Regions from separate parts of the Homo sapiens genome. Here regions 1 and 3 are each linked to region 2. Evidence: read pairs that join two places in POLR2A ChIA-PET (ENCODE). Cell type or tissue: PC-9. All regions are shown on one strand. Links, peaks and the distances in the headings refer to the core of each region. The heading gives the core; the rest is flanking DNA.

Region 1 (10,531 bases), core at 1,545-9,544, 67 kb after region 2:
ATCTTTTGCCGTGGTTCTGAGCATTCACCTCACCATGTTTACAAAGAACTGTTTTGTATATAGACATTTTCAGGCACGTGCTTTGCACCAACCCTGCGTGGCTCTTGTCTGTGTTAGCTGTCACGGTGTGCACACTAATCTCTGTTAAAGTTGTCTATGGCTGTTCTACTTGTAAGATAGTTTTCTATTTCCTTCAGTAATGTGTCCACAGTACCCTGTATTTCGAGTTCCATTATACTGAAGTACTCATGTTTTAATAGTGCCTCTCCAAAGGCCTCACCTTGGACAGAGGTCAATCCTTGATGCTCCAGCACAGGTGACGTCACTAATTGTCACTTTCCAGTTTGTTTTTCTCTATTAAGGAAGACATTTTCTAATTGCATCTCCATGGGCTGTGAGACTGTGTGAAGCCGTTTGTGTGGTCTCCATGTAGGTGCTGTGTTCCCGGCACCGCCTTGCTCTGAACACTGGTAATTCCAGGTGCTGCGCTTGGCAGAGGGGTCTCGCCAAAGCGCATGTGTGTGCATGTGTGAACGTGTGTGTCCTTTGCATGGTTGGGCGTGGGTGCCTTGCTAGGGCATCAGCAGGACATTGTGTGTATAGTTACAATGCTTCCAAACTGGAACTCTACATTTTGTATCTTTTAAAGCTCCTATAAGTAAAATAACTATTGGCTTTATTAAAAATATACATTTAATAATACTTTGTATCCTTGTTTAAAATGAACTGCAGAGGACATTATGTCAAAAGCCCTGCCTGACTCATTGCTTTGAAAAGCTGCATACTGAGTTGGTTTTTAGGTCAGCCTGTCCTCTGATTCTAGCAAGGGGAAGACCACTTGGGATATTACGGTGAGCTGAAGTGGATGGGCAGGAGGGAGAACAAGCAGCTACGCCTCCCCTATTGGCTTCCCTAAGGCCCAAGCTGGTTTAGGCCCCTGTGCAGGGGGAGCCAGTGCAGTAGTGAAGGAGACGTCCTCTGCAAGGGTGCAAGCTCTCTGGGTTGGGGTCTACCAACACCCATGTTCCACCAAATGTGGATGCTGTGACTTGCCCAGCCAGCTTGTCCAATGACGAGACCCAAGAATGAGGGCTTGTTTTACCCTCTTCCCAAACCAGGGACCCAATCTATGGCAGAGATACTGTGCCTTACAGGGATAAGAAGGACCTGTCTCTGCCGGCCGCAGTGGCTCACACCTGTAATCCCAGAACTGTAGGTGGCTGAGGCAGGTGGACCACAAGGCCGGGAGATCGAGACCATCCTGGCCAACATGGTGAAACCCCATCTCTACTAAGAATACAAAAATTAGTCGGGCATGGTGGCGTGTGCCTGTAATCCCAGCTACTCAGGAGGCTTAGGCAGAAGAATCGCTTGAACCAGGAAGTCAGAGGTTGCAGTGAGCCGAGATCGCACCACTGCACTCCAGCCTGGCGACAGAACGATGGGGCTGTCTCCAAAAAAAAAAAAAAGCCAGGCACTGTGGCTCACGCCTATAATCCCACCACTTTGAGAGGCTGAGACAGTAGATCATGAGGTCAGGAGTTCAAGACCAGCCTGCCCAACATGGCGAAACCCCATCTCTACTAAAAATACAAAAAATTAGGTGGTATGGTCGCAGGTACCTGTAATCCCAGCTGCTTGGAAGGCTGAGGCAGGAGAACTGCTTGCACCCGGGAGGCAGAGGTTGCAGTGAGCCAAGACTGCTCCACTGCACTCCAGCCTGGGCAACAGAGTGAGACTCTGTCTCAAAAAAGAAAAAGAAAAAAAGAAAAAAACAAAAACAGGACCTGTCTCACTGGATGATGCCATCGTGTTAAGCAGAAGAAAGATAGTATCATGAGACCCACAAATGGAGGGCAGGTCACAGGAGCATTTCAGCTCATTTTCATTTACAGAAAGACAGCACCTCAGTGGAACCTTTTTTGACGACCTGAAGAAAATGGAGTAATGTGGGCATTAATATATAAGCTGCTGGTGTAGGAACCACTCTTCTTTCTGCCAAGGTGCCCTGAAGTTGAGCATGGGGACCAAGTCCCAGAGCCTTCCAAATGCACCTCAGGACAAAGTTGCTCGGTAACGGCCATGTTGCCTGAGAGTGCTCAAGAATACACTGGAAGTTCATATTAAAAAGCTAGCAGGGGCTGGGTGTGCTGGCTCACGCCTGTAATCCCAGCAATTTGGGAGGCTGACCTGGGAGGATTGCTTGAGGCCAGGAGTTCAAGACCAGCCTGGGCAACATAGTGAGACCCCATCTCTTTAAAAAAGCCCATATTTTATTCCAGAGTGTTCCCATTTAACACAAGCACCCAGTTCTCTTGACTAGTTCTGATTCACAGCAGTGCTGGAGGCCAGAGGGCAGAAGTCCCGCAGCTCTGGCTGTGTGCAAATGAGTGGGGAGGGAAGCTGAGCAGATGCTACACCTGAGCTACTACTGCAAGGGCTTCACAGGCCTTGGCCCATCTGAGAAATGGGGGAGGATGCGCAGGCATCTTGAGGTACTTGGGAGGCTTGTGACCTTCCTCTCCCACCTGGGGGCTCCTTGGATAGGGGGCTTCCAGTTTGGAGGCTGAGATGCTGCATGCCAACCATGCGGCTGTGAGGGGATGGCCTTTTGTGCACTGTGTGGCCACTGCTGTGACCTGCCTCCTGTTGTGGAGACAGGAAATAAACCTTCCCAATGATCAGCTTCTCTACTGCCCAAAAGCATGTATGTGGACAGCATGACTGGCTACCTCCCAGCGACAGGTACCCAGGAGTCTGAGGCACCTCCAAGGGTAGACTCTGGAAATAACACATGCACCTAGCCTTACAGCACAGGGGTGAGCTCCTGGGCCCAGGCCTGTGTGTGTCAGTGAGGGGACTGGATGTGGCTTGTACTGGAATATTGACTTGGAGATGTGGGCCTAGGTGAGGGAGAAGGATTGTTTCAGGCGTGTCACATTCATTTCAACATTCACGAATGTCATATAAGGGCTAGGCCCTTGCTAGGAGCCAGGACTGCAAAGATACAGTCCCTGCCTTTAAAACTCAGTATTTTAGGGGAGACAACCCATCTTTCCCATCCTTGATAAGAGAACCACCATCCACCAGCAACCCAGTTGCTCAGGCTGAAATCCCAGAAGATATTCTTCGTTCTTTTATTTCCTCATTCAACTAATCAGCAAGTCCTATAAGTGTATTCCCAAGCACACTCAAATTCCACCATGTTCTGGCCAGGCGCGGTGGCTCACGCCTGTAATCCCAGCACTTTGGGAAGCTGAGGCGGGCGGATCACCCGCGGTCAGGAGTTCGAGACTAGCCTGACCAACATGGTGAAAACCCATCTCTACTAAAAAATACAAAAATTAGCTGGGCATGGTGGCAGGTGCCTATAATCCCAGAGAATCGCTTGAACCTGGGAGGCGGAAGTTGCAGTGAGTTGAGATCTCACCATTGCACTCCACCCTGGGGGACAGAGCAAGACTCCGTCTCAAAAACAAAAAAATTCCACCATGTTCTTACATCTCCACTGCCATCTACCTGGACTTCACCTGGCTCCTGCCTCTCCCCCCACAGCCTCAGGGTTTCCCATGCACCCTCCCCTACTTCCAAGTAGCCTTGCCGTGTGTCCTCCAACTTGCCTGTTGCTCCCAAGGCTGCTTGGGCCTCTCCATCGGTTTTCTGGGGTCAGAGCCCATCTTCCAGCCTGTCTTCGTTTCTCATGATAGCACTCAGCACTCTTCTGGAATTTTGTGTTTGCATTTGTGTCTCACTGGAATGAAGGCCCCATGAGAGCAAGGAGCGAGTCTTGTTCATGGCCACATGTGCAAGGTGCAGGACAGCTCCTGTGACCACCACAGTGCAACTTGAGACAGATGAAAGGACGAGTTGCTGGGGCCAGAACTTACGAATTCTAATACTGAGCAAAAAGACAGAACTAGAGGCCGGGTGCGGTGGCTCACGCCTGTAATCCCAGCACTGTGGGAGGATCACTTGAGCCCAGGAGTTCAAGGCTGCAGTGAGTCGAGATCTTGACACTGCACTCCAGCCTGGGTAATATAGCGAGACTGTCTCTAAAAACGAAAAACAAAAACAACCAGACGAAAACATTCTCGCGTTGGGCTAAAAGAATACTATTAAATACATCATCTGGGCTGTTCCAGGACTGGGAGGGGATTAGCACTACGGTGGAGCTGCGGATAGGCCCAAGCAGGCCTCAAATAAATGTAAAGCTTTTTATTCTCGTGGAAACAGCTATGTACAATGGGGAAAATGTTTTTAAGCATCTAGCAAAGGATTCACGGGGCTCTGGTAATGAAGCCCCGAAACGACAAGACTGGATCGCGCAGGGTAGGGCCAACACCAGGGACAAACCCCCGGCCTCTTGGGGGCGCGGTGAGTAGGTGGCCTCTCCAAGCACCACTCCCGATGTGCGCATGAGCGCAGCCGCCCCTACGCAGCGCGTGCGCACGTGCACTCACCACGTCCATCCCAGACGTGCGGACCCGGGTGTCTGCAAGGTTCAGTCTCCACACCCCAGCGCCCGACCCTGCGCGGGGACATGCGCACAAGCGCGCGTCCTGACCACCCGGACGTGCTGGCCCACACGCACACGCGTGCGCATTACCCCCGCCCCATCCGCGCCTGCGCTCAACCCCGCCTACACCTGCTCCGTGGCCTCCCCGGAGGCGATGAGCCAACCCCGGTAGCTCCAGAGGCGTGGTCCCCTCGCCTTCGCCGGTCAACATGACTCAGCATCCTCGGTGGGCTCGCCTCCTCCCCCGGAACAGCTGTCTAAAATCCATGGGCGTGGAAACGCCACGCCACGCCCCGCTCCCGACTTCTTCAGCTCAGGCCCCAGAACTGACCACCCCACCAGTCCTCTGCCCCAGTCCCTCTGCCTTCACTCCCATGGCCACCTGTGCTCCAGGGCCTGCCTGACCCCTGTCCAGCGGCCCTGAAGTAAGGTCTGTGATGTCTAAATGCCGATACCTCAGTTTCCCCATCTTTAGAACGGGGCTCTTGTTTGGAACTGTGCCCGCCACAGCCTGCAGTAAGTGCTAGCTTCATCAATACTCAGTGGCAGTCAATTGCTTTTCCAGGGCTGCCTTATGCTTGAAATTAAATCTTTGCTATCCAGAGTTAGGACTGTCCCCGGACTTCCTAACTTGCCTCTGCTGTCAGGTGTACCCTCTGGTCCGCTCCTCTCTCAGGGCCACATCATCTTGCTGGGGGCACGTGAAGGTGTCCGGCTCTGCAGCATGTTCTCTTGGAATTTCTGGGCTAGGTTTCCTTTCGATTCTCCTTGGTCAGTCCCTGGCCTGGGGGCATGACCCCTCCCAGCTTCACTACCCCCCAGGATCCTGGGGATTCTGAGCCCTAAGCTCTGCGATCGGCAGGACTTGGCTCAGCATATGGTAGTGATTGTACTGATGGTGATAGACAACAGAATATAAAATGACCTTATGGCCAGGCACAGTGACGCATACCTGTAATCCCAACAGTTTGGGAGGCTGAGGCAGGAAGATCTCTTGAAGCCAGGAATTTGAGACCAGCCTGGGCAACACAGTGCAACTCAGTCTCTACAAATAATAATAATAAGAAAATTAGCCGGGACGGGGTGGTCATGCCTGTAGTTCTAGCTACTCAGGAGACCGAGGTGAGAGAATCGCTTGAGCCCAGAGTTCAAGGCTGCAGTGAGCTATGGTCATGCCACCGCACTCCAGCCTGGGTGACAGAGCGAGACACTGTTTCAACTAATAAGACATAACTGGGATGATGAGGAGTGGAGAAAGGGATTGCCTGCTCCTCCACTTTCCCTCCACCTTTTTCCTAGGACTGAAGAGGAACTGGCAGGAGCACAGGTCTCAGGAAGGAACCAGGCAGCCTGGGTTGATTCTCTAGTTAAGAGCAGAGTGGCTTGTTTCATATTTCTTTCTTTCTATTTTTTTGGAGACAGGGTGTCACTCTGTGACCCAGGCCGGAGTGCAGTGGCATGATCTTGGCTCGCTGCAACCTCTGCCACCCGGGTTCAAGTGATTCTCCTGCCTCAGCCTCCCCAGTAACTGGGATTACAGGTGTCCGCCACCACGCCTGGCTAATTTTTGTAATTTTAGTAGAGACAGGGTTTCACCATGGTGGCCAGACTGGTCTCAAACTCCTGGCTTCAAGTGATCCACCTGCCTCGGCCTCCCAAAGTGTTGGGATTACAGGTGTGAGTCACTGCACCCGGCCTTGTTTCACATTTCTTTCTTTCCTTTTTTTTTGAGACAGAGTCTCGCTCTGTCGCCCAGGCTGGAGTGCAGTGGCATGATTCAGCTCACTGTAAGCTCTGCCTCCTGGGTTCACTCCATTCTCTTGCCTCAGCCTCTCAAGTAGCTGGGATTACAGGTGCCCGCCACCACGTCCAGCTAATTTTTTTGTATTTTTAGTAGAGACGGGGGTTTCACCATGTTGCTCAGGCTGGTCTCGAACTCCTGAACTCGTGATCCACCCACCTCAGCCTCCAAAAGTACTGGGATTACAGGCGTGAGCCACCGTGCCCGGCCTCATTTCACATTTCTTAACCTCTCTGTTAAATGGGGAGGACAACAGGGTATCCTTCATAGGACTGCCATGAGGGATACATGGAAAGGATTTAGCATGGAGCTGTGCACGTAGTAAACCTGGCTGGAGTAGTGGCCGTGTTGGTAGTTTTGTAGTATGATGATGAATGGCTTTGGATTAGTACTTTCTAATCCAAAATGGCTTTGGATTAGACTTTTCTTCTTACTTTTCTGTGCTTTCTCCCTGTAGCCACTGTGATTTATGGCCCACCAGATAGGAACCTAGTTTCCTGCTAACATAGAAAATCCAGGCTGGGCGCGGTGTTGCATGCCTGTAATCCCAGCACTTTGGGAAGCCGAGGTGGGTGGATTACCTTAGGTCAGGAGTTCGAGACTACCCTGGCCAACATGGTGAAACCCCATCTCTACTAAAAATACAAAAATTAGGCCGGGTGCAGTGGCTCACGCCTGTAATCCCAGCACTTTGGGAGGCTGAGGCAGACGGATCACGAGGTCAGGAGATCGAGACCATCCTGGTCAACACAGTGAAACCCCAACTCTACTAAAAATACAAAAATTAGCTGGACGTAGTGTTGCATGCCTGTAATCTCAGCTACTCGGGAGGCTGAAGCAGGAGAATTGCTTGAACCAGGGAGTCGGAGGTTGCAGTGAGCCGAGATGGTGCCACTGCACTCTGGCCTGGTGATAGAGGGAGACTCCATCTCAAAAAAAAAAAAAAAAAAAAAAAATTAGCCTGGTGAGGTGGCGGGTGCCTGTAACCCCAGCTACTAGGGAGGCTGAGGCAAGAGAATTGCTTGAACCTGGGAGGTGGAGGTTGCAGGGAAGCAGAGGTTGCAGTGAGCCAACATCGTGCCATTGCACTCTAGCCTGGGCAACAAGAGTGAAACTTCATCTCAAAAAAAAAGAAGAAAAAAAGAAAATCCATGTAACTGGAGTTTCAAAGTAAATGTGAAATCTGGAATAGTTGAAGCTTCTGGGAATCACAGAGGCCAAGTTGCAGAGGTGTACATTATGGAAGATTAAAAGGCAGGGGAAACCTTTGAAATGGCAATCATCAGAGGCCTCACCTCCTGCCTCTTTCGCAATACCCAAAGCTGTTTCTAGGGTTCCTGGTGGTCGGGAGAGGACACTGGACAAGACTGTGGCAGTGGAAAGGTGAACACCCGTAACATCTTTGGAAAGACTTGGAGTTGTGAATGACAACTGAACTCCAAACAGACACTAAAGGGAATCGTTGGTTTACATTCTAGCTGCAGGTAGAGGTGGCCTGGCCCCAGGAACCTGGGCACTGTGAGATTCACTCTGACATCTCTGTGGGGATCATTCTCTTCGTTATTTTCCTCAAGACCAGGGGCTAGAGCTCAGGTCTGTCCTTTCTGACAGGCAGCTTAACACCATAAAAAGCAGAGACTTTCTGCTGCTGGCTGCAGGGCCCTGGAAAAGGACCCTGTTTAGCTGGCATAAGTTATGTGCTCATCTCTGATGGATTCAGGCAGGGGTAGAAACACGGGTGGGAGAGGATGGTTTTAGACAAAGAACAACAGCCGTCCATCTGGTCACCAAAATAACCTACTAGAAAAAGGCAGTCTCAGTTTGCAGGTGCAGTGCTGCATGCCTGTAATCCCAGCACTTTGGGAAGCCAAGGCAGGCAGATCACTTGCACCCAAGGATTCGAGACTAGCCTGAGCAACATGATGAAACCTCGTCTGTACAAAAAATAACAAAGCTTGTCTCTACAAGGAAAAAATTAGCTGGGCATGGTGGTGCACACCTGTAGTCCTGGCTACTCAGAAGGGTGAGTTGAAAAGATCGCTTGAGCCTGGGAGGCAGAGGCTGTAGTGAGACAAGATCGTGTCACTGCACTCCAACCTGGGTGTGACAGAGTGAGACCCTGTCTCAAAAAAAAAAAAAGAAGGAGGAGTCAGAGGGAGTCAGTGGTTACTATTGGGCTAGAGTCATCTGAGGAATCACAGGGTAAGTGATAATGGGGCAGTGGCTACTGAGACTCGCCTTCCCATTGGTTGAGGTTTTGTTCTGAAACAGAGGATTTGGGGTGGGAATTCTCTTCTGTGTAGATGAGTAACTGGCTTAGAAAACCCTGATTGGAGTGTTTCTCAGAACCCCCGTAGAGGCCAGGCGCAGTGGCTCATGCCTGTAATCCCAGCACTTTGGGAGGCTGAGGCAGGCGGATAATGAGGTCAAGAGATTGAGACCATCCTGGCCAACATGGTGAAACTCCATCTCTACTAAAAATACAAAAATTAGTTGGGTGTGGTGGCGTGCGCCTGTAGTCCCAGCTACTCAGGAGGCTGAGGCAGGAGAATCGCTTGAACCAGGGAGGTGGAGGTTGCAGTGAGCTGAGATCACGCCACTGCACTCCAGCCTGGTGACAGAGCGAGACTCCATCTCAAACAAACAAACAAACAAAAAAAGAACTCCAGTAGAACAGATACTGTTCAGCACTACCAGGGTTGTGCTAGGTGTGGAAGCTCAGTGAAATCTTAAGAGTTGACAGTTCTTAGAAAAGGGCCATGTGGACAGGGCTGTTCCCTGGAAAGTCCTGTGACCCCTCAGTGACCACTTATTTCTTTTGTTGTCAGCCTTTCCCTATTTTCTTTTCTTTTCTTTTCTTTTTTTTAAGACAAGGTGTTGCTGTGTCACCCAAGCTGGAGTACAGTGGTGGTAATCACGGCAGCCTCTAACTCCTGGACTCAAGTGATCCTCCTGCCTTGGCCTCCCGAGTAGCTGGGACTCTGCAGATATGCACCACCACATGCCCCGCTAATTTATTTTTAGTATTTTAGAAGCAGTGTTTTGCTGTCTTGCCCAGGCTCGGCTTGAACTCCTGGCGTCAAGCTATCCCACCTCCCAAAGTGCTGGGATTATAGGCAGGAGTGCCCAGCCCCAGAGTTCTTACAATGACTTACAAGGTCTTACGTGATCTTGTTGCCTCCCTTTTGCTCTCTGACCTCATCTTTTTTTTTTTTTTTGAGATGGAGTCTCACTCTGCCACCCAGGCTGGAGTACAGTGGCTCACTGCAGTCTTCACCTCCCAGGTTCAAGTGATTATCCTGCCTCAGCCTCCCGAGTTAGCTGGGAATACAGGCACGTGTCACCAGGCCCGGCTAATTTTTGCATTTTTTTTTTCAGTAGAGATGAGGTTTCACCAGGTTGGCCAGTCTGGTCTGGAACTCCTGGCCTCACATGATCCGCCTGCCTCGGCCTCCCAAAGTGATGAGATTACAGGCGTGAGCCACCGCGCCCGGCCTAGTCACTTTTTTCTTAATTGCAACCCCGATTCTCAGCACCCTTTTCATCTTGGTTTTCCTCAATAGCCCTTACCACCAGCAGACACACATCATCTGTTGTACTTGCTTATTTGGCACATATGTATCCACAGCGCCTAGAACACTGCCTGTAACGTGGAAGGTGTTCGATCTATAGAGTTTTGTCGAATGAATGAATGAAGCCGACTAGTGCACAGGGAGTGCAGCGGCGCGATGGTAGCTCTCTGCAGCCTCCAACACCTGGGCTCCAGTGATCCCCGGGCTCTGCCCACCCTCCCCACTGCCACTTCCGGGCAGAGGCCAGCAAAGCGGCGGCGCAAGAGGTAGGGAGAGAGGAGCTGAGGCCCCAGATCAGCGGCCGCGGGCAAGGTCGCTCAGCGGGCACCCGGCCTGGGTATCGGGGCGCGGGTCGGGGGCGGGGCCGGGGCTCAGGGGTGGGGCCGGGCCGGGCCGGGCCGGGCGCCTGCGCCATAAAGGCCGCCGCGCGCCCACGCGCCTCGCTTGCTGCGCGCTGCCGGCGCTCCTTCCTCCTCGGCTCGCGTCTCACTCAGTGTACCTTCTAGTCCCGCCATGGCCGCTCTCACCCGGGACCCCCAGTTCCAGAAGCTGCAGCAATGGTACCGCGAGCACCGCTCCGAGCTGAACCTGCGCCGCCTCTTCGATGCCAACAAGGACCGCTTCAACCACTTCAGGTGCGGG
Region 2 (10,531 bases), core at 1,074-9,073:
GCTTGGTCACCTGTTGGACCAACACTAGGTACAGGAAGTGCAGGAAGCTCAGTTTACAAAAAGTCATCTGGTGCTTCCAGCTGTATGTAGCTTCCTCTGAAAGAAAAGGAAGCGTGGGGAGTGTAGAAAGCAGTTAGTTCTTCACCTGAGGCTGCAGTTCCAAAACTGAATGGAAACTGTGGTGTTTGGGAAGTGTGTTTGACTAAAGTTTCCTTTCCTCAATTTCTCAAAGGAAACTGTGACTCTTCCCCCACCATCTTCCACCCCTTCAGTTTCCATACATACAAGAAAGAATGATGTCCTGGAGCAACCTCTGGAGAACAACTGTGGGGCCTCCCCATTACAAAACAGCCTCCCCTGTGTGCAATCAGAATTGCTTTCGTCTGGGCAGAACCATACAACACACAGCTGGGCTGTGTGGAGAGCTGTGGCCGACTGTAGGGCTTGCCCGCTAGTCTGTATTTTCCCCTACATTTCTCTACCTCTCATATAGTGGAATTGGTACCACGCAACCACCTCTGGCCTTTGATGGTGGCCTTTGACATGCAACCACCTCAAAGCCAAAGGGCTTTGAAGGGAGGTGATGTGTGTCACTTTCAGTGGGAAGTATTAAAGAGTGGGTATGAGTTTTGACTTTCTTTTTCTGTGCTAGGGCAACCATGGGAGACATAAGTTCTAGTAGTGTCCCTGTAAGCTGAAGAAGGGCTGCTAGACCCACAGTGAATTTTTGTGAACAAGAAGTAATCTGGGCTGGGCGCCTTGGCTCATGCCTGTAATCCCAGCACTTTGGGAGGCCGAGGCAGTCGGATCAGTTGAGGCCAGGAGTTCGAGACCAGCCTAGCCAACATGGTGAAACCCTGTTTCTACCAAAAATACAAAAATTGGCTGGGCATGGTGGTGTGTGCCTGTGATCTCCCAGCTACTCAGGAGGCTGAGGTAGGAGAATTGCTTGAACCCAGGAGGTGAAGGTTGCAGTGAGCCAAGATTGCACCACTGCACTCCAGCCTGGGCAACAGAGCAAGACTCCGTCTCAAAAACAAAAAGTAAATCTGGTTGGGCATGGCGGCTCACGCCTATAATCCCAGCACTTTGGGAGGCTGAGGCAGGAATCAGTTGAGGTCAGGAGTTTGAGACCAGCCTGCGCAACATGGTGAAACCCTATCTCTACCAAAAATACAAAAATTAGCTGGGCTTGGTGATGCATGCCTGTAGTTCCAGCTACTGTGGAGGCTGAGGCAAGAGAATCACTTGAGCTCAGGAGCTCAAGACCAGGTAGGTTGCAGTGAGCCAGGATCTCACCTCTGCACTCCAGCCTGAGTGACAGAGCAAGATTCCATCTCCAAGGCCAGGCATGGTGGCTCATGCCTGTAATCCCAGCACTTTGGGAGGCCGAGGTGGGCGGATCACAAGGTCAGAAGATCGAGACCATCTGGCCAACATGGTGAAATCCCGTCTCCACTAAATATACAAAAATTAGCTGGGTGTGGTGGCGCGTGTCTGTTATCCCAGCTACTCAGGAGGCTGAGGCAGGAGAATCGCTTGAACCCAGGAGGCAGAGGTTGCAGTGCGCCAAGATCATGCCACTGCACTCCAGCCTGGTGACAGAGCTAGACTCTGTCTCAAAAAAAAAAATAAAAAAAAGTAAATATTAGGTTAAGCCATTTATTTCAGGATTTGTTACTGCAGCATAGCTTGATCTGTCTGCCAGTTTGAAGTTCTGAGAGTCAAGATACCTGAGTTTGATTCTGAGACTACATGTGGTCTAGTGCAAGACCTTTAATGTCCTGAATCCCCTTTTTAATATATAAATTGAAGGGTTTAAGTTAGATGATCATGAAGGGCCTTTTTGGCACTTAACATTCACAGATGCTGGATGGCAGCACTCAAATGCAGATGTTCCTTGACTTATGATGGGAGTTTATGTCCTGATAAACCTCTCATAAGTTGAAAATATCCTAAGTTGAAAATGTAAGGACCGGGCGCAGTGGCTGATGCCTGTAATTCCAGCACTTTGGGAGGCTGAGGCAGGAGGATCGCTTGAGCTCAGGAGCTCAAGACCAGCCTGGGGAACATGGTGAAACCCAGCTCTATAAAAAATACAAAAATTAACTGGGCGTGGTGCTGTATGCCTGTAGCCCCAGCTACTCAGGAGGCTGAGGTGGGAGGATGGCTTGAGCCCAGGAGGCGGAGCTTGCAGTGAACCAAGATTGCACCACTGTACTCCAGCCTGGGTGACAGAGCCAGACCCTGTCTCAAAAAAAAAAGAAGAAAAGAAAATGCATTTAATATTCCTAATGTACCAAACGTCATAGCTTAGCCTTGCCTACCTGAAATGTGCTAAGAGGACTTCACTTTAGCCTGCAGTTTGGCAAAATCATCTACCACAAAGCCTTTTTTTCTCTCTCTCTCTCTTAGAGACAGGGTTTTACTCTGTTACCCAGGCTGGAGTACAAGGGCACAATTACAGATCACTGTAACCTCAAACTCCTGGGTTCAAATGATGCTCCCACCTCAGTCTCTGAAATAGCTGGGACTATAGGTGACCTGGCTAATTTGAAAAATTTTTTTGTAGAGGTGGGGTCTTTCTGTGTTGCCCGGGCTGGTCTTGAACTCCTGGCCTCAAATGATCTTTCCAGCTTGGCCTCCCAAAGCGTTGAGATTACTGTTGTAAGCCACCATGCCCAGCTACAAAGTCTATTTTGTGATAAAGTTATAAAGAAATTTGGATCAAAACTCAAAACTTGAAGTATAGTTTCTACTGAAAGCATATTGCTTTTTTTTTTTTTTTTTTTTTTTTTTTTTTTTTTTTTTTTTTTTTTTTTTGAGACAGAGTCTCACTCTGTCACCCAGGCTGGAGTGTAGTGGTGTGATCTTGGTTCACTGCAACCTCCGCCTCCCAGGTTCAAGCGATTATCCTGCCTTAGCCTCCCAGGTAGCTGGGATTACAGGTGCCTGCCACAATGCCCGACTAATTTTTGTATTTTTTAGTAGATACGAGCTTTCACCATGTTGGCCAGGCTGGTCTCAAACTCCTGACCTCAGGTGATCCACCCACCTCAGCCTCCCAAAGTGCTGGGATCACAGGTGTGAGCCACCGCGCCCAGCCGCATATTGCTTTTTTACCATTGTAAAGTAGCAAAACTGTAAGTCAAGCCATTGTAAGTCAGGAACCACGTGCACACTTTTCTGATTGATGTACAAAAAGGAGACTAAGTCTGGCACTAAAGTCATCCCTGGAAAACTTATTTATTATTATTAGTTTTTGCTATTAAATGAGAAGTTAGTTATGTGAAGAAAGTGACAAAGATGAAGTAATACTTTTTTAAAAATTAGTTTTATTGAGATATAATTCACATAATTAGTTTATTTGGCTCATGGTTCTGGGAAGTCCAAGGTCATGGCATTGGCATCTGGTGAGGGCCTTCTTACTGCATCACCCCAAGGCGAAAGGTGGAAGGACAGGAGAGCTCAAGAGAGCAAGAGATGGTTGAACTTCTGTAACAGATTCACTCTCACAATAAATTAAACCACTCCTGTGATAATGCCATTAATCTATTCAGGAGGACAAGAGCCTTCATGACCTAATCATCTCTTACAGGTCTCACGTCTATACACTATTGCACTGGGGATTAAGTTTCCAATACAAGAACTTTGGATGACATTTCAAGCCATAGCAACCACTATTTAACTTCAGAACATTTTCATCACTCCCCAGAAAAGCTGTACACATTAGCAAGGACTCCTCATTCCATAAATCTACTTTTTTTTTTTTTTTTGAGACAGAGTCTCACTCTCTCGCCCAGGCTGGAGTACAGTGGCACCATCTTGGCTCACTGCACCCTTCACCTCCAGGTTCAAGTGATTCTTCTGCCTCAGCCTCCTAAATAGCTGGGATTACAGGCATGTGCCACCATACCTGGCTAATTTTTTTTGTATTTTTAGTAGAGACGGGGTTTTACCATGTTGGCCAGGCTGGTCTCAAATGCCTGGCCTCAAGTGATCTGCCCCCCTTGGCCTCCCAAAGTGTTGGGATTACAGGCGTGAGCCACCGCACCCGCCCAGATCTACTTTTTTATCTGTGTAGATTGCCTATTCTAGACATTTCATATCAGTAGACTCATACAATAGGAGTCTCCTTGTCTGGCTTCTTTCACTTAGCACAGTGTTTTTAAGGTTCGTCCATATTGTAGCATTTATCAGAACCTCATTCCTTTTTATAGTTGAATAAATAATCCATTATATGTCTGTACTACATTTGTTTATTCATTTGTCAGTTGATAAGCAATTGGGTCGTTACTACTTTTGACTATTATGAATAATGCTGCTATGAACATTTGTGTGCAGGTTTTTGTTTGGACATATTTCTTCGTTTCTCTTGGGTATATACATAGGAATGAAATTGCTGGGTTATGTGGTAACACTATATTTAGCATTTTGAGGACCTGCCAAACTGTTCCATAGTAGCTATCCCATTTTACTTTATTTTTTTTTTGAGACAGCGTCTCACTCTGTTACCCAGGCTGGAGCACAGTGGCACGATTTCGGCTCATTGCAACCTCTGCCTCCTGGTTCAACCAATTCTCCTGCCTCAGCCTCCTGAATAGTTGGGATTACAGGCATGTGCCACCACACCCAGCTAAATTTTTTTTTTTTTTTTGAGTCTCGCTCCATCACCCAGGGTGGAATGCAGTGGCGTGATCTCGGCTCACTGCAAGGCTCCGCCTTCCGGGTTCATGCCATTCTCCTGCCTCAGCCTCCCAAGTCACCCAGCTAATTTTTGTATTTTTTAGTAGAAACAGGGTTTTGCCATGTTGCCAGGCTGGTTTCTGACCCCTGACCTCAAATGATCCTCCCGCCTCTGCCTCCCAAAGTGCTGGGATTACAGTCATGAGCTACTGAATTCGGCCCATTTTACAATCCTATATGCAATGTATGAGTGTTTTGATGTTTCCACATCTTCATCAATACTTGTTACTGTCTTTCTTACTGAAGTAATCAGTTTTGATAAAGCAGCCATATGGCAAACTAAACAGTGAAGAGATTTTTACATGCATATTAGCTTAAGTTGCTCTCTAAACAGTTGTAGTGTGTATTGGCGTATTTATAAAAATTTGCACTGTGAGCTTAGCACTAAAGTAAATGTTAATGACTAATAACATAATTCTTCAACTTGTTTAGCTTTTGGAAAATTTTTCATTTCAAAAATGAAGCACTCTTGAAGGGAAAAAAAGGAGTAAATAAAAAATGAGTTGTTTGATCCTCTCTCTCTTGATTCACCAGATGTAATTGTTCTCTTGGAGCATTTTTTTTTTTTTAAAGACAGATTCTCTGTTTTCCAGGCTGGAGTGCAGTGGTGTGATCATGGTTCACTGCAGCCTCAACTTTTCAGGCTCAAGTGATCCTCCCACCTTAGCCTCCCGAGTAGCTGGGACCACAGGTGCACACCATCATGCCCGGTTAATTTTTGTATGTTTTTGTAGAGACAGGGTTTCGCCATGTTGCCCAGGCTGGTTGAACTTCTGGGCTCAAGTGATCTGCCTGCTTTGGCCTCCCAAAGTGCTAGGATTACAGGTATGAGCCACTTTGCCCAACCTCTTGAAGCATAAACATATAAACACACACACACACACACACACACACACATATTTCTTTTTTTTTTTTTTTTTTTTTTTTTTGAGACGGAGCCTTACTCTGTCACCCAGGCTGGAGTGCAGTGGTGCGATCTCAGCTCACTGCAACCTCCGCCTCTCAGGTTGGAGTGATTCTCCTGCCTCAGCCTCCCGAGTAGCTGGGATTATAGGCACGCGTCACTACACCTGGCTTATTTTTGTATTTTTTAGTAGAAATGGGGTTTCCTTCTGTTGGCCAGGCTGGTCTCTAACTCCTGACCTCTCAGGTGATCCATCTGCCTCAGCCTCCCAAAGTGCTGGGATTACAGGTGTCAGCCACTGTGCCCGGTTGCATAAACTTATTTTTATAAATTATGTGCTTCTAAATTATCAGGTGGACTGTGCCTTACATGTATAGGCTTGAGTAGGCTGAGCATGGTGGCTCACACCTATAATCCCAACACTTTTAGAGGCCAAGGTAGGAAGATGGCTTGGGGTCACGAGTTCAAGGCCAGCGTGGACAACATAGTGAGACCCTGTCTCTACAAAAAAAAAAAAAGAAAATTAGGTGGGCATGGTGGTGCATGCCTGAGGTCCTGGCCCCTGAGGAGGCTGAGGTGGAGGATTGCTTGAGCCCAGAAGGTCAAGGCTGCAATGAGCCATGATTGTATGACTATACTCCAGTTTGGGTGACAGAGAGAGACCCCATCTCTAAAAGCAAAAAAAAAAAGTGAAATAAAATAAAAAATCGTTGCTATCTTTTATTAATATTCTGTTTTGGGAGACATTATTCTTATATTTTCCTCACACTTTTTAAATGTGGTTTCTTTTAGTTCTTTGAACATACTTAAATTGACTTAAACTCTTGTCTGTTAAGTCCAATATCTGGGCTTCCCTTGGGAAGAGTTTTCTATTGTTGTTTTTTCCCTTTATATGGGCTATATTCTTTTGTTTCTTTGCATATCTTCCAATTTTTTGTTGAAAACTGGACATTTTATTTTATTATTATTTTCAGACAGAGTCTCTCTCTGTCGCCCAGGCTGGAGTACAGTGGTGTGATCCAAGCAATTCTCATGCCTCAACTGCCTGAGTAGCTGGGACTATGGGTGGGCAGCAACACACCTGGCTAATTTTTTTTGTATTCTTAGTAGAGACAGGGTTTCACCATGTTGGCCAAGCTGGCCTTGAACCCCTGACCTCAGGTGATTTGCCCACCTCGGCCTCCCAAAGCACTGGGATTACAGGCTTGAGCCACTGTGGCCAGCCAACTGGACATTTTTAATGACATAATGTGGCAACTCTGAAAATCAGATTCTCCTCCCTCTCCAGATGAGCTCTAAGTCAGGTAAAATACAGAGATATTTGCAAATGGGGTATTTTGGGGAACCACCAGACAGGTTAAATAATGCCAATTTCCTGGGAATGGTACTTTGAAGGAGCTGTAGCCCAGTTCTGCTTCCTCTGGTAACTGCCAGTCTTCTGGTCTTCAATGTGGATGCAGCTGGTAGTTTTCAAGGCTATTATGGAGCTGGAGAGCTAGGAATGGGACTCAGTCAAGTTAAAATGCTACAAAACTCACTGTTCTTACCAGGATTCAGCTATTTATCTTTGATAAATTATCCCCAGTTTGCTAAAAGCCTATTTCCAGAGTTCTGAAAAAGGTGATTCTATTATTTTGCCAATTTTTCATTGTTTTTATGTAGTAGAGAATTTTGGTCAGGGAAAGTCCTTATTCTGCCATTTTTGATGATACTCTTTCCCTCCCCTTTTTAGGCTTTTATTTTCATGAATCTTGTATCTCTTGGTGTTTTGTTTTGTTTTGTTTTGTTTTGTTTTCGAGACAGGGTCTTGTTTTGTCACCCAGGCTAGAGTGCAGTGGTGTAATCATGGCCCACTGCAGCTTAAAACTCCTGGGCTCAAGTGATACTGCTCCCTCAGCCTCCCAAGTAGCAGAGACTACAGGTGCACACCACCATGACCAGCTAATTTTTTAAATTTTTTGTAGAGATGGGGTCTTGCTCTGTTGTTCAGACTAGTCTCAAATTCCTGGCCTCAAGCGATCCTCTTGTCTCAGCCTTTCAAAGTGCTGGGATTACAGGCTTGAGCCACTACACCCAGCCTAATTTTTGTATATGATGTGAGGTCGGGGTCCAGATTCATTTTTTCATGTGGATATTTAGTTGTCCCATCACCATTTATTGAAGAGACTGTTCTTTCCCCACTGGATGTTTTTGGCATCCTGGTCTAAAATCAGTTGACTGTAGATGTATGGGTTTATTTCTGGACTTCTAATTCTACTCCATTGATTTATACATCTTTCCTTATGCCAGTATTTCACTGCTTTGGTTACTATAGCTTTATAGTAGATTTTGAAATCAGGAAATATTACTTTTACAACATTTTTTCTTTCAGTATTTGTTTTAGTCATCCTGGATCCCTCGCTTTTTTTTTTTCTTGCGTCAGTTTGTTTGTACAAATAGCACAGGAGGATCCCCGCCCCATGCAGACGGCAGCCCGAGGGGGTCGCAGCAGTCCTTCTGTTCTCACATTTGTAGACAGAGATATCTACTCTGAAGCCTTTGTAGGGGCCTGGGCACCTTTGGGAGCTTGAGCTGGAACTGAAGCTGGAGCTGCAGTCTGGGCGCTGATTTGATCCTTGGCCTTGGCCTTTAGCCGGCACAGCCTGAGTCCCTTGGCAGTGCGGGCACGAGCACACTTCCCAAGCTTGGGGTGGGCAATGTAGGCAAGTCGATCGAGCTTGTGGCTGACACCCTTTGGGATCTTGGGCTTAACCTCCTTGGGCTTTACGAGGGCCTTGATAGCCTCGGCACGTGCACTCATGGCCTTGGCATTGTTGGCCTGCATCTTCTTGAGGCCCTTCTTGTGCTTCTTGGCAAAGTGCATGTTCCTCAGGAACCTGGGGTCCATCCACTTAAGAGATTTGTATCTTTGTGATCGGGGTTTCTTGATAGCATTTCTGTGCCATTTTCGGGACTGGTTGTGTGTGGTATGGTTCTTGGACTTGGCCCTGTCTGTACCTTAAGCCGCAGCTCCCGAAGCACCTAGAACTGGAACCCTCACATTTTTATATGATTTTAGGGCTTTGTTTTATTTTTGGGGACAGAGTCTTGCAGTGTTGCCCAGGCTGCTCTTAGACTCCTGGGCTCAAGTGATGTTCTCACCTTGGCCACCTCTAAGTACCTAGGACAGCAGGCATGCACTACCACTCCTGGCTTCCAAATGAATTTTGGGGTCAGCTTGCCCATTTCTGTAGAAAAGGTAATTGAAATTTTGAGGCCGGCATGGTGGCTCACGCCTGTAATTCCAGCACTTTGGGAGGCCGAGGTGGGTGGATCACTTGAGGCCAGGAGTTTGAGACCGGCCTGGCCAATATGGCGAAACCTCATCTCTACTAAAAATACAAAAAATTAGCCAGGCACTGTGACGCGCACCTGTAATCCCAGCTACTTGGGAGGCTGAGGCAGGAGAATCACTTGAACTCTGGAGGTGGAGGTTGCAGTGAGCTGAGATTGTGCCACTGCACTCCAGACTGGGCGACAGAGCACAACTCTGTCTCAAAAAAAAAAATATTTTGATAAAAATTGTGTTGAATCTGTAGATGAATTTGGTGAAATAGTATAACTTTAAGCATTATAAGTTTCATTTAGAGAAAGTTTGGAAGTATGTAAAGTGAAAAAGAGTTTAATGTTTGTGGTTTTTTAATTAGGTAAGCATATAGGTCTCACTTGGTCTTCCAGATCTGTCAAAGGAATGGGGGCAGGCTCTCCTAGAGCCAGAGGCAGCCGCGGTAGAGGAACTAGGAAGCTGGTGCACCACTGAACAAAGATAGAGTGTTTCTCAGGGCTGCATAAGACACTCACTGTGGCCAACTCAGGTGAAGGTTTTCCTTCAGAGGCCACAGAGTCTCCACGGGAACAGCCTGCCCCGCTTCAGCATTCCTGTAGAGTGCTTCTGTTGTATATCAGAATCTATAAATTGTGGAGCACTCGGGTGGGGATAGATGTGATTGCCTTATTTGTCATGAATTTGAAAAAAGAAAACATTTTGGAACACATTTTTTACAAGTAGCCATTTGATATTTGTTTCTTGAAAAGTTTATGAGATTTTTTTTAAAGAGCTCAAATTTTGTTGAACATAGAGCCATAAATAATGGTTGTTTTATTGACTTTATATGTTATGTGTTTGTATCCACAGTGTCCTTCTCATCTCTTGCCTTTGTAACCTACCTAATTCCTGTGTTGCCAACACAATCATAGAAATACAAAGGAATTATGGTAATTGGCCATAAGTGACGAAGTATGAGTTACATTTAATTATATATTCAAAAAAGGAAAATAGAAAACCTGGTTATCAATAAGTAGACGAAACTATATACCACCATTACATAGGTTGCAGTTGAATATGTGGTCAAGCACGGTGGCTCATGCCTGTAATCTCAGCATTTTGGGCTGAGGCGGGAGGATCACTTGAGCTCAGGAGTTTGAGACCAGCCTGGGCAACATGGCGAAACCTCGTCTCTACAAAAAATACAAAAATTAACCAAGCATGGTGGTACATCTGTAGTCCCAGCTGCTCCGGAGACTGAGGCAGGAGGATTGCTTGGGCCTAGGAGTTCGAGGCTGTAGTAAGCCAAGGTCATGCCACTGCACTCTAGCCTGGGTAACACAGTGAGACTCTGTCTCAAAAAAAAAAAAAAGTTGGCCAGGCGCAGTGGCTCAGGCCTGTAATCCCAGCACTTTGGGAGGCCGAGACGGGTGGATCACCTGAGGTCAGGAGTTCGAGACCAGCCTGGCCAGCATGGTGAAACCCCATCTCTACTAAAAGTACAAAAATTAGCCAGGCATGGTGGGCGCTTGTAATCCCAGCTACTCAGGAGGCTGAGGCAGGAGAATCACTGGAAC
Region 3 (10,531 bases), core at 1,626-9,625, 74 kb before region 2:
GATTTTTTTACGTGAAATGAGCATTTTTTTTAAGCAAAACATTATATTTTGGAATAATTATGAGATGTGAGTGCCTAAGCAGAGATGTACAGCAAACATTATCAGGACAGAAAGCATGATGGGAGCACCCGATGTTACATTCTTCAGTTCATGCTGTGACCAGGCGACCTCATAAAAGGAAAAATATAATGTATAAGTACAAACCCCATTTTTTGTTTTGGCTCTTTTATATTTGTATTTTTTGAGACAGAGTCTAGTTTTGTCACCCAGGCTGGATGCAGTGGACCGATCTCGGCTCACTACAACCTCTGCCTCCCAGGCTCAAGCAATCCACCCACTTCAGCCCCCTGAGTAGCTGGGGTTACAGGCATGTGCCACCACACCTGGCTAATTTTTGTATTTTTTTTGTAGAGACAGGCTTTCGCCATGTTGTTCAGGCTGGTCTCGAACTCCTGAGCTCAAGCGATCTGCCCATCTCAGCCTCCCAAATTGCTGGGATTATAGGTGTGAGCAACCGCGCCCAGCCAAACCCCATATTAAGCAAAAACTTGCCAAGAGATCTTTTAAAAGGCAAGGAATGAGTATGGCTACTGTGTAATTATCTGAAGGGTTTTTTTTGTTTGTTTTTTGGTTTTGTTTGTTTGTTTTTTTGCTGGCCTTTTAGTTTTTATGTTTAATTACCCAAGCCCCTAAAGCATTAAAGAACTTCACCTATCTAACTTTGTAGTTCTTTTACTTTATTTATTTATTTATTTATTTATTTATTTATTTATGAGACAGGGCCTTGCTCTGTCACCTAGGCTAGAGTGCAGTGGCACAATCTCGGCTCACTGCAGCTTCTGCCTCCCGGGTTCAAGCTATCCCATCTCAGCCTCCTGAGTAGCTGGGAACACAGGCACGCGCCACCACGCCTGGCTAATTTTTGTATTTTCAGTAGAGACAGGGTTTCGCCATGTTGCCTAGGCTGGTCTTGAAATCCTGGGCTCAAGCGATCCTCCTGCTTCAGCCTCCCAAAGGACTAGGATTACAGGCATATGCCACTGCGCCCGGCCCTTTACTTTCTTATAATAGAAATTTAATGGAGTTAATACCTGTAGATAGATGTAAAGGTATTGTTTTAGTCATCTACAGAAAGTACTAAGAAAGATTAAAACAAGTCACCATAGTCTTATGGTTGTCATTGGCGAAAGCCTGTGTTTGACCTGACTACAACATGATAATTTGTAGGATAATTCTAGGGAATCTCGTACCTGGCAGCAATTTTTTTTTTTTTTTTTGATGTAAACTCTTCCACTAAGTAGAAATAACAGATAAAATTGTGAGGGGGAGGGAGTTGTTTTGAAGCTGTTGAAGTTTTTTTTTAAATTATTATTATTTTTTATTTTTAACCTAATGACAAGCCCACTAAGGATACCATTCTTAATATCTGGTCTGATAAGTGGATTAATTCAAATTTGTGCTAAGGGTTTGAATTGATAGAAATAAAACTCTGGACAATTTTTTTTAGGGTCTAGATTATTTTGAAATCCCCAATAGGGTAGTTTGTTATCTTTTGGTTACATTTTAGGTCGCTCAAGCCCTCAGTTAGACCCTTTGAGAAAAAGCCCAACCATGGAACAAGCAGTGCAGACCGCCTCAGCCCACTTACCTGCTCCAGCAGCTGTTGGGAGAAGGAGTCCTGTATCAACCAGGCCTTTGCCATCTGCCAGCCAAAAGGCAGGAGAGAATCAGGAGCACAGGCGAGGTAGAACTTTAGCTGTTTACTGTTCCTTAATTGACTGATCAATGTTTTCCACTCACTTTATTTTCATTAGAAGGATTTACTTCATGTGAATGATCCCAGAAAATTAAACTGAATATGATAGAATGTTTGGTCTTTCAAATTTGACTCAAAGTGGTGGTGGTGTGGGTATAGTTTTTTGGGCATTGCACAGGCTTTGTTTTGGGTTTTTTGGTTTGTTTGTTTGCATTTCTAACTATGGAAGTTTTTGATGATGTACCCTGAGTTGATTTGGCACTTTGCATGTCTTCTTCTGTAGCTGAAGTACACAAAGTTTCAAGGCCAGAAAATGAGCAACTCAGAAATGATAACAAGAGACAAGTAGGTAAGTTCTTGGATCTAAAAGTCATATTCTATGCTTCTCAACAGGGAGAATATTTTAAATATATGATACATAATTACTATAAAAAAATGAAAGGCGGGGGTTGTGACTGTAAAGGAGGAGCACAGGGGAGTGTCACTGTGGTGACAGAACAGTCCTTTATCTTGATTGTGGTGGTAGTTTTGCAAATCTATATATGGTAGAACATCATAGAACTATGCATAAAGACATACCAAAAAATGAGTACATGTACAAACTGGTGACATCTGAGCAAGGTCTGTAGTTTAGTTAATTAGATTGTGCCTGTGTCGGTTTCTTGGTTTCGATAATGTACCATAATTATATAAGATGTGACTGTTGGAGTTTGGGAAGTTGGGTGATGGGCACAAGGGACGACTCTGAACTAGTTTTTCAATTTTTCTTTTCTATAATTACTTTAAAATAAAAAGATTTTTTAAAATTTTACTTTTCTGGGCCCGGCACAGTGGCTCACGCCTGTAATTCCAGCACTTTGGGAGGCCGGGGCGGGCGGATCACGAGGTCAGGAGCTCGAGACCAGCCTGGCTAACATGGTGAAACCCCGTCTCCACTAAAAATACAAAAAATTAGCCGGGCGCAGTGGCGGGCGCCTGTAGTCCCAGCTACTCAGGAGGCTGAGGCAGGAGAATGGCGTGAACTGGGGAGGTGGAGCTTGCAGTGAGCCGAGATTGCTCCACTGCACTCCAGCCTAGGCGACAGAGCCAGACTCTGTCTCAAAAAAAAAAAAATTTTACTTTTCTGGAAAAAAATTCTACTTAGTGGTAGGCCTTTTTTTTTCTGAGATGGAGTTTCACTCTTGTTACCCAGGCTGTAGTGCAGTGGTGTGATCTCAGCTCACGGCAGCCTCCGCCTCCCGGGTTCAAGTAATTCTCCTGCCTCAGCCTCCCTAGTAGCTGGGATTACAGCCGCGTGCCACCATACCCAGCTAATTTTTGTATTTTTAGTAGAAACAGGGCTTTGCCATGTTGGCCAGGCTGGCCTCAAACTCCTGACCTTATTTTCCACCCACCTCAGCCTCCCGAAGTATTGGGATTATAGGCGTGAGCCACCGCACCCAGCCAGGCAGTTATCTTTTAATATGTTCTTGAGTATTTCCTGCTAGAAGGATTTGTTCGTTTATATTTACATTTTCCTATGGCTTCTACTTTTGTGGTTTTTATGTTTTGTGTCAGTTTCAAGTTAGGATTATAAAATTGGTTTTCATTGTTTTCTATGCCTTTGGGAATGGAATTTTCTTCATGTTACAAGTTTGAAACGTTTCCTCATTAAAATTAAGCCCAGAGGCCAGGCACGGTGGCTCACACCTGTAATCTCAGCACTTTGGGACGCCGAGGCGGGCAGGTCACGAGGTCAGGAGTTTGAGATCAGCCTGGCCATACGGTGAAACCCTGTCTCTACTAAAAATAGAAAAATTAGCTGGGTGTGGTGGCACACGCCTGTAGTCCCAGCTGCTCGGGAGGCTGAGGCAGGAGAATCACTTGAACCCGGGAGGCGAGGTTGTAGTGAGCCAAGATCGTACCACTGCACTCCAGCCTGGGCAACAGAGCGAGAGTCTGTCAAAAAAAAAAAAAAAAAAAAATTGAGCCCAGATCCTGTTTTTGAATCAGTTGTTTAAGAGCTGTAGTTTTCTTTTATGATTATTGATTTAATAAGGTTTTATATTTTCTTTATCTGTTTTGTAATATATAACATTCTAAAATCATTCATTTTATTAATATTTTCAAATTTATTAATGGAAAATAAATTATAATTTTACAACTCTTCTAAATTAAAAAGGGAATGTATAATCTACCTTATTTAGAAAATGATTGAAAAATGATCTTTCACTTAATTTTAGAAATCTAGATATGATATTTTTAGATGTATATGTACTCTTCTCTACATTTATATATATATATATTTTTATATCCCCCCCCCCCGTGTTTTTTTTTTTTTTTTTTTTTTTTTTGAGACAGAGTCAACCTCTGTCACCCAGGCTGGAGTGCAGTGGGGCACGATCTCAGCTCACTGCAACCTCCACCGCCCGGGTTCATGCCATTCTCCTGCCTCACCCTCCTGAGTAGCTGGGACTACATATGCCATGGAATACAGAATTTTGTTTAATTTGACTCATTATATTTTACCCTTTTTATTCAGAAAAAGAGAGAGCTCCCCTCCCAAAATAAAATAACTGCCATACTATCTTTCATTGCCCTTCAAAACTCACCCCACCAAAGAGGTTCATTAACAGAACAGTGCATATTCTTCCCGATTTTTTTTGTAGATTTTACAGACACAGACATCTATACCCAAAACCTTTTTTTTTTTTTTTTTTTTTCCCCCTGGAGATAGAATCTCGCTCTGTCACCCAGGCTGGAGTGTAGTGGTGCGATCTCTGCTCACTGCAGCCTTTGCCTCCCGGGTTCAAGCCATTCTCCTGCCTCAGCCTCCTGGGTAGGTGGGATTACAGGCATACGCCACCACGCCTGGCTAATGTTTCTGTATTTTTAGTAGAGATGGGGTTTCACCTTGTTGGTCAGGCTGGTCTCGAGCTCCTGACCTCGTGATCCGCCCGCCCCGGCCTCCCAAAGTGCTGGGGTTACAGGCGTGAGCCACCGCGCCTGGCCCCAAAATATTTTTTTTTAAGACAGAAGGATCATGGTGTAATTCTGGCTTGTGGCCGAGGCATTTTTAATAGTAGAGGTGAATGTTTCAAACATCCTACTTATCTAGATTTATGTCTGGATATGCTGCTGTGGGGTTTTGTGGTTTGTTTTCTCAAACCCAGGCAGTTTGCCAAACCTCAGCAAACAGCGCAAACCTATCTTGTTACCCTGTAGTCACTTCTCATCCTTGTCAGTATGTGTGGAGCATTTCACGCAATTGTGATCATTAAACTCATACTGGTTTCTGTTCTGCGTTTTTCAGTTAACATCAAATATTCTTCCTCTGTTTTTTTCTTGTTAGTCATTTTTCTTGTGTTGGATATTTGGGTTCCCACGTTTTTCACTATAAATTATGCTGCTTTGTATTGCTTTATCATGTCTCTTATGATTGGCTGAAATTTTACTGTGTTATAGAGGAGAGAGAATGTGTAGATACAGGAAGGCTTGAATAATATAGAGCCATCTGGAGAGACACAGTAAAGATGGAGTAGGAAGTGTTTTGAGTCAGTAAGGATTGGTGCTTGTCTGTTTTTTATCTGTGATGTGGAAATAACACCTATTTTCTTGCAATTTGTGCCGATTAGTGTTTATTTTTCTTACTATAAATCTTGGTTCCTGTTATTCTTTCCATAAAAGGCTTTCTACATTTTGAGAACCCACTGTGTGTCTGGCACTTCAGTTTGCCGGTGTTGGGGATATAGCAGTAAGGAAAACAAAGCCCCTGACCTCAAGGAGCATACATTAATTTAGTGCAGAAGCCTCCACACTTGCCTGGCTGTATACTCTGTCAGTAACACATGTGAGTGTGGACTCCATAAATACAAATGTTTAGAAATTTTGTGTGAGCTATTCTCAGTCTACATATTAAATATTAGTGAAACTTAATTTTTTATTTTGTATAAAAAATACAAATACAATAAAATATATAGAGAGACCTGTAAGCATTTCTGTTGTTGACTGTTGAATCTAAAGAGCACAATAGCAACATCTGTGCTAAACCAGCTATTACATATTGAATGTCCTTTGTATATATTCTTTATTATCATAGCTCCAGGTGCTCCTTCAGCTCCAAGGAGAGGGCGTGGGGGTCATCGGGGTGGCAGGGGAAGATTTGGTATTCGGCGAGATGGGCCAATGAAATTTGAGAAAGACTTTGACTTTGAAAGTGCAAATGCACAATTCAACAAGGAAGAGATTGACAGAGAGTTTCATAATAAACTTAAATTAAAAGGTAAGCTTTGATTTTTCTTTTCAGAAAATAATCTTATTTGATCTGTGAATTACAGATGTTTCTCAGATTAGGTGTTTTTATGTAATTCAGATTAGCTGTCTTGACTTTTCTGATATGTGCTTTTGTTCTTAGAAGATAAACTTGAGAAACAGGAGAAGCCTGTAAATGGTGAAGATAAAGGAGACTCAGGAGTTGATACCCAAAACAGTGAAGGAAATGCCGATGAAGAAGATCCACTTGGACCTAATTGCTATTATGACAAAACTAAATCCTTCTTTGATAATATTTCTTGTGATGACAATAGGTACAGTTTTTAAGCTGTTCTTTTATCTTATGATATTGATTGAAGTGTAAAATGGTTTCATGTAAATTCACGAGGTTTAATGAATACTACCATAATTGTTTTGTTTTGTTTTGAGACAGTCTTACTCTGTTACTCAGGCTGGAGAGCAGCAGTGCAGTCACAGCTCACTGTAGTCTCAAGCTCCTGACCTCAAGCAATCCTCCCATCTCAGCCTCAGTAAAGGGGACTACAGTTGTACACCACCCCACCCGGCTAATTTTTTTCATTTTTTTGTAGAGATGGGGGTCTCGCTATGTTGCCCAGGCTAATCGTGAACTCCTGGCCTCAAGATCAGCCTCCCAAAGTACTAGGATTACAGGCGTGAGCCACCACACCTGGCCATAATTGATTTTTTAATGTTTTATTTGCTAAAAGAAAATATATACTAAAGTTCTAAATTATTCATTCAAAAGAAGAAATAACCATATACTTTTGTTTAAGGATATATTCATATTTGAATATTAGCAATTAAAACAAGCATTTAGGTAATGTCTAAGTAGGACCTTTTTTTCACCCCTGTATGTTACAGTTCAAATGAAGCCAGAACCGAAGTGCTAATCTACTTTGAAGTTTGCTGGTACCATAAAACTGCCAGATTGTAGTAAATGTGGGTCCAGAAAATTGGCAAATTATTGAGAGGTTAATTAAAGGACCCAGTGTGAGGAACTAACAGTTCTAGAGGTTCTCCTGCCCAATCCAAATTGTCATTGTCCTTGTCCTTTTCCTGGCTGAAGTTTGGTGCCCTCTGGTGGCAGTTGTTTGCTTCAATATAAACATGGATGGACATAATTCTGAGTCCCACGATTGGCTGGATGACAGCAGCAATAATTCAGATACTTCTTGGGTTACTTGGTATCGGGTCCATAGATTGGGCCAGGAACATAATGGGGACCTAAGGGCCCACCTTCCATCTCCTAGCTTCCCAAGACAAGGCCTCCCTGTCTGACTTTACCTTCTTTTCCCTTGGGGCTGAGTGGAAAGCGAAGTCAATTACCAATCTCATTATATCTGAATTTCCATTATTTTGGAGCTGTTACTATGTTTATCAGGTGTATTTGCAAGAAACTAATGTCAGTCATGTGTTCACATGAAGTTTAACAGAATATTACAGGAACATATTGAACTCATATGCCATGAACAACTCGTGATAACTTAGATAAGATGCTTTTTTTTTTTTTTTTTTGAGATGGAGTTTCGCTCTTGTCACCCAGACTGTAGTGCAGTGGCTCGATCTCGACTCACTGCAACCTCCACCTCCCAGGTTCAGGTGATTCTCCTGCCTCAACCCCCCAAGTAGCTGGGATTACAGGCACCTGCCACCATGCCCAGCTATTTTTTGTATTTTTGGTAGAGAATGAGTTTCACCATTTTGGCCAGGCTAGTCTCGAACTCCTGACTTCAGGCGATCCGCCCCCTCGGCCTCCCAAAGTGCTGGGATTACAGGCGTGAGCCATCACGCCTAGCCAAGATGCTTATTTCTAATTAGCTTTAGTAATTACTTAGGCTTAATTTGGGAGTAGCACTGCATATTTTGGCTGAGGGATATTCTTTTAAACCTGATATGCTGAAGATTATTTGCTTTTATAATAGAGAACGGAGACCAACCTGGGCTGAAGAAAGAAGATTAAATGCTGAAACATTTGGAATCCCACTTCGTCCAAACCGTGGCCGTGGGGGATACAGAGGCAGAGGAGGTCTTGGTTTCCGTGGTGGCAGAGGGCGTGGTGGTGGCAGAGGTGGTACCTTCACTGCCCCTCGAGGATTTCGCGGTGGATTCAGAGGAGGTCGTGGGGGCCGGGAGTTTGCGGATTTTGAATATAGGGTAAGTGTTACTGTTAATAAATTCTTTGGGGTTGACATGCATTTTACAAGACTCAAAACATTTTTACTTGTTTTTGTTTTGGGTGAATTGTTTTGAGGACATTAGAATAACTTCCATTTTGACTTTTCAGTAGAGGATATACGTGATTCAGATGTATATATAAAGACATTATACAAAAAAAGACAGTATAGTATCACCTTTATTTCATGTTAACAGAATATACTTTTAACACCCAAAGAGTCTATCTAGGAAGCACATACTCCCAGAATGGAAGGGCAAGCTTTAACATTTAATAGCAGTTAACATTTATATAGTATTTACCAAGTAACAAGACATTGTTTTAAATATTTTTTTACATATTAACTTATTTAAACTGCACATCAACTCTGTGAGGTAGGTTCTATTATTATCCCCATTTTACAAGTGAGGAAATGGGTATAGAGATATTAAGTAACTTGCGAAAGGTCACATAGCTAGTAAGTGATGGTGCTGGGTGTTGAGCCCAGCAAGTTGTTTCCTGAGTCAGTACTCTTAATTTGGTTTTGTTGAAAATTCACTACATTTTCCCTGGTTTTCTCCTTTCACCATGAAATTGAAAATGTTTCGATATATTGGCCTTCAGGAGCTACTGCTAGAGAATTCTGTAACTCTGTATAGTAGCCTTATGTGTATAATGTAGCTTTTGACAGGTGTCTGTAAATTAAGTCAGCATAGTAACTATCTCAGTTAACAGTAAACTATCTTAGTTTATTGATTTTAGAAGTAGTGGAGAGGAAGGGCTATAACAGAAAGGACCAAAATCTTGTAAAGAGTTCCACTTGTAATAGCAACAGGCAGCTGGAAACAGAAAGACCTGTTAGCAGGAGTTCCATTGCCCAGTACTTAAAACTGGCCATTGTTGAGATCTCTCTGGAAAGAGATCAGTATTAGTGGCTTTTGGACCTGCTCTATTAATTTTAATGCTTTTGATATTGTGCCATCACAGCCAAGACTGCCAAAAATTATACTCAAGTCACCAGCTTATGCCATCCAGCCGTTGGTGGCCTTATGTAGTTGCGGGACTTCTGACTTGCAAAATCACCTTCCCAGCTAGGAGAATCTGTCTTAGGAACTCCAGAATAGCCCTCGCTTATCACTGTTACTGCCCTTAAGTTTGCCAGTGACACCTTGCTTACAGAATTCAGCAGTAGTATTTTCACAAATATTTTATTTGCCATTAACTCCTCTGCAATATTTGACACTGACCAACCACCCAATTTGGGGTCTTTCTTCCTAGTCTTTAAAATACTCTTCTAGGTTTTCAATTTATACTCTTCCTAATTTTTTAATACTCTTCATTCTTTTTTTTGGGGGGTGGAGGGTGTCAGGGTCTTGCTGTGTCACCCAGACTGGAGTGCAATGGCATGATCATAAGTCACTGCAGCCTCAACCTCCCAGGCTCAGGCAGTCCTCCCACCTCAGCCTCCTATGTAGCTGGGACTACAGGCATGCACCACCATGCCCAGCTAATTTTTAATTTTTTTTGTAGACACTGGGTCCCACTCTCACTATGTTGTCCAGGCTGGTCTTGAACTCCTGGGCTTAAGCGATCCTCTCACCTCAGCTTCCCAAAGTGCTGGGTTTATAGGTGTGCCATGGTGCTTGTTCCATCCTCCCTTTTGTAAGCCTGTCCTGGACCCTATGTGTTTCTGCACCGCATCTCTATCTGCACTGTTTGCTGTCAGCTTAACCTTCCTCAGACTGATCTCATCATCTTCCTTCTCTCCTGTCATCTCAGCTCTGCCTCCTCCCAGTGTTCCATGTTGGCTCATGGTATACTGCCCAGGCACTAGAGGTATCCATGATTGTGGCCTGTTGCCATTTATTCCTTTGAGATGTCCCTGTCAACTACCATGGTAACCCACCAGTTGGGCTTCAGACCTTCGTCTCTCTTTACCCCACTTTAAGGCAGATCAGCTACATTTTGAACAACCTGTGACAACTCCTTGTTGAAGACCACATTGAGTCAGCTTGGTCTGAGAAAAAGTACATTTAAATTAGACTTGGATCCAGATGAGAATAATAGCAGTAGTTACTAGTATGACCTTTCAGACCCTTGGTTTTGACATTTGTGAATAAAGAGTTGCACCATTTATTCTGAAATAACACCTTTTAAAGATCATTAAACTTTCAGAGTTGGAAAACATCTGAGAGGTCTGACCTGGTTAAAACATAAACCTCTTCTGCAGTATCTCTTATAGGGGCTGGGAGCTTACTCTTCCCAAGGGCATCCATCCCACCCCAGGGATGTTCTAACTGTTACAATCTCAGCTGGGCGTGGTGGCTCACACCTATAATCCCAGCACTTTG

The links. ChIA-PET counts read pairs that join two places held together with the same protein. Peaks named below come from ENCODE experiments on the same cell type or tissue, not always from the same donor. Only the 100,000 strongest peaks of a DNase experiment are listed, where the experiment ranks them.
Region 1: POLR2A ChIA-PET joins it to region 2 with 14 read pairs; 7 of 35 experiments call an interaction of 5 or more read pairs at or near these places.
Region 3: POLR2A ChIA-PET joins it to region 2 with 20 read pairs; 6 of 35 experiments call an interaction of 5 or more read pairs at or near these places.

The regions. Positions count from the first base shown.
Region 1 is chr19:34,354,865-34,365,395 of GRCh38, forward strand. GARRE1 (granule associated Rac and RHOG effector 1) reads left to right here. Exons shown (of 14, transcript NM_014686.5): 14 at 1-702. GPI (glucose-6-phosphate isomerase) reads left to right here and starts at 10,332. Exons shown (of 18, transcript NM_000175.5): 1 at 10,332-10,524. The coding sequence starts at 10,403. RefSeq lists an enhancer at 5,056-5,662. In PC-9, for the core only: a CTCF peak has its summit at 4,306; a DNase peak (open chromatin) is centred at 4,567; H3K4me3 peaks cover 2,230 bases; H3K27ac peaks cover 2,380 bases.
Region 2 is chr19:34,288,102-34,298,632 of GRCh38, forward strand. The region is part of intron 1 of GARRE1 (granule associated Rac and RHOG effector 1); the gene reads left to right. It also overlaps the pseudogene RPL29P33. Among named protein-coding and RNA genes, the nearest start is that of GARRE1, 39 kb to the left of the region's middle. In PC-9, for the core only: no CTCF peak of the experiment used is centred there; no DNase peak of the experiment used is centred there.
Region 3 is chr19:34,213,557-34,224,087 of GRCh38, forward strand. LSM14A (LSM14A mRNA processing body assembly factor) reads left to right here. Exons shown (of 10, transcript NM_015578.4): 5 at 1,568-1,744; 6 at 2,040-2,105; 7 at 5,835-6,017; 8 at 6,150-6,321; 9 at 7,951-8,182. Among named protein-coding and RNA genes, the nearest start is that of GARRE1, 36 kb to the right of the region's middle. In PC-9, for the core only: CTCF peaks have their summits at 7,095 (motif pointing left) and 7,300; a DNase peak (open chromatin) is centred at 4,895; H3K27ac peaks cover 885 bases.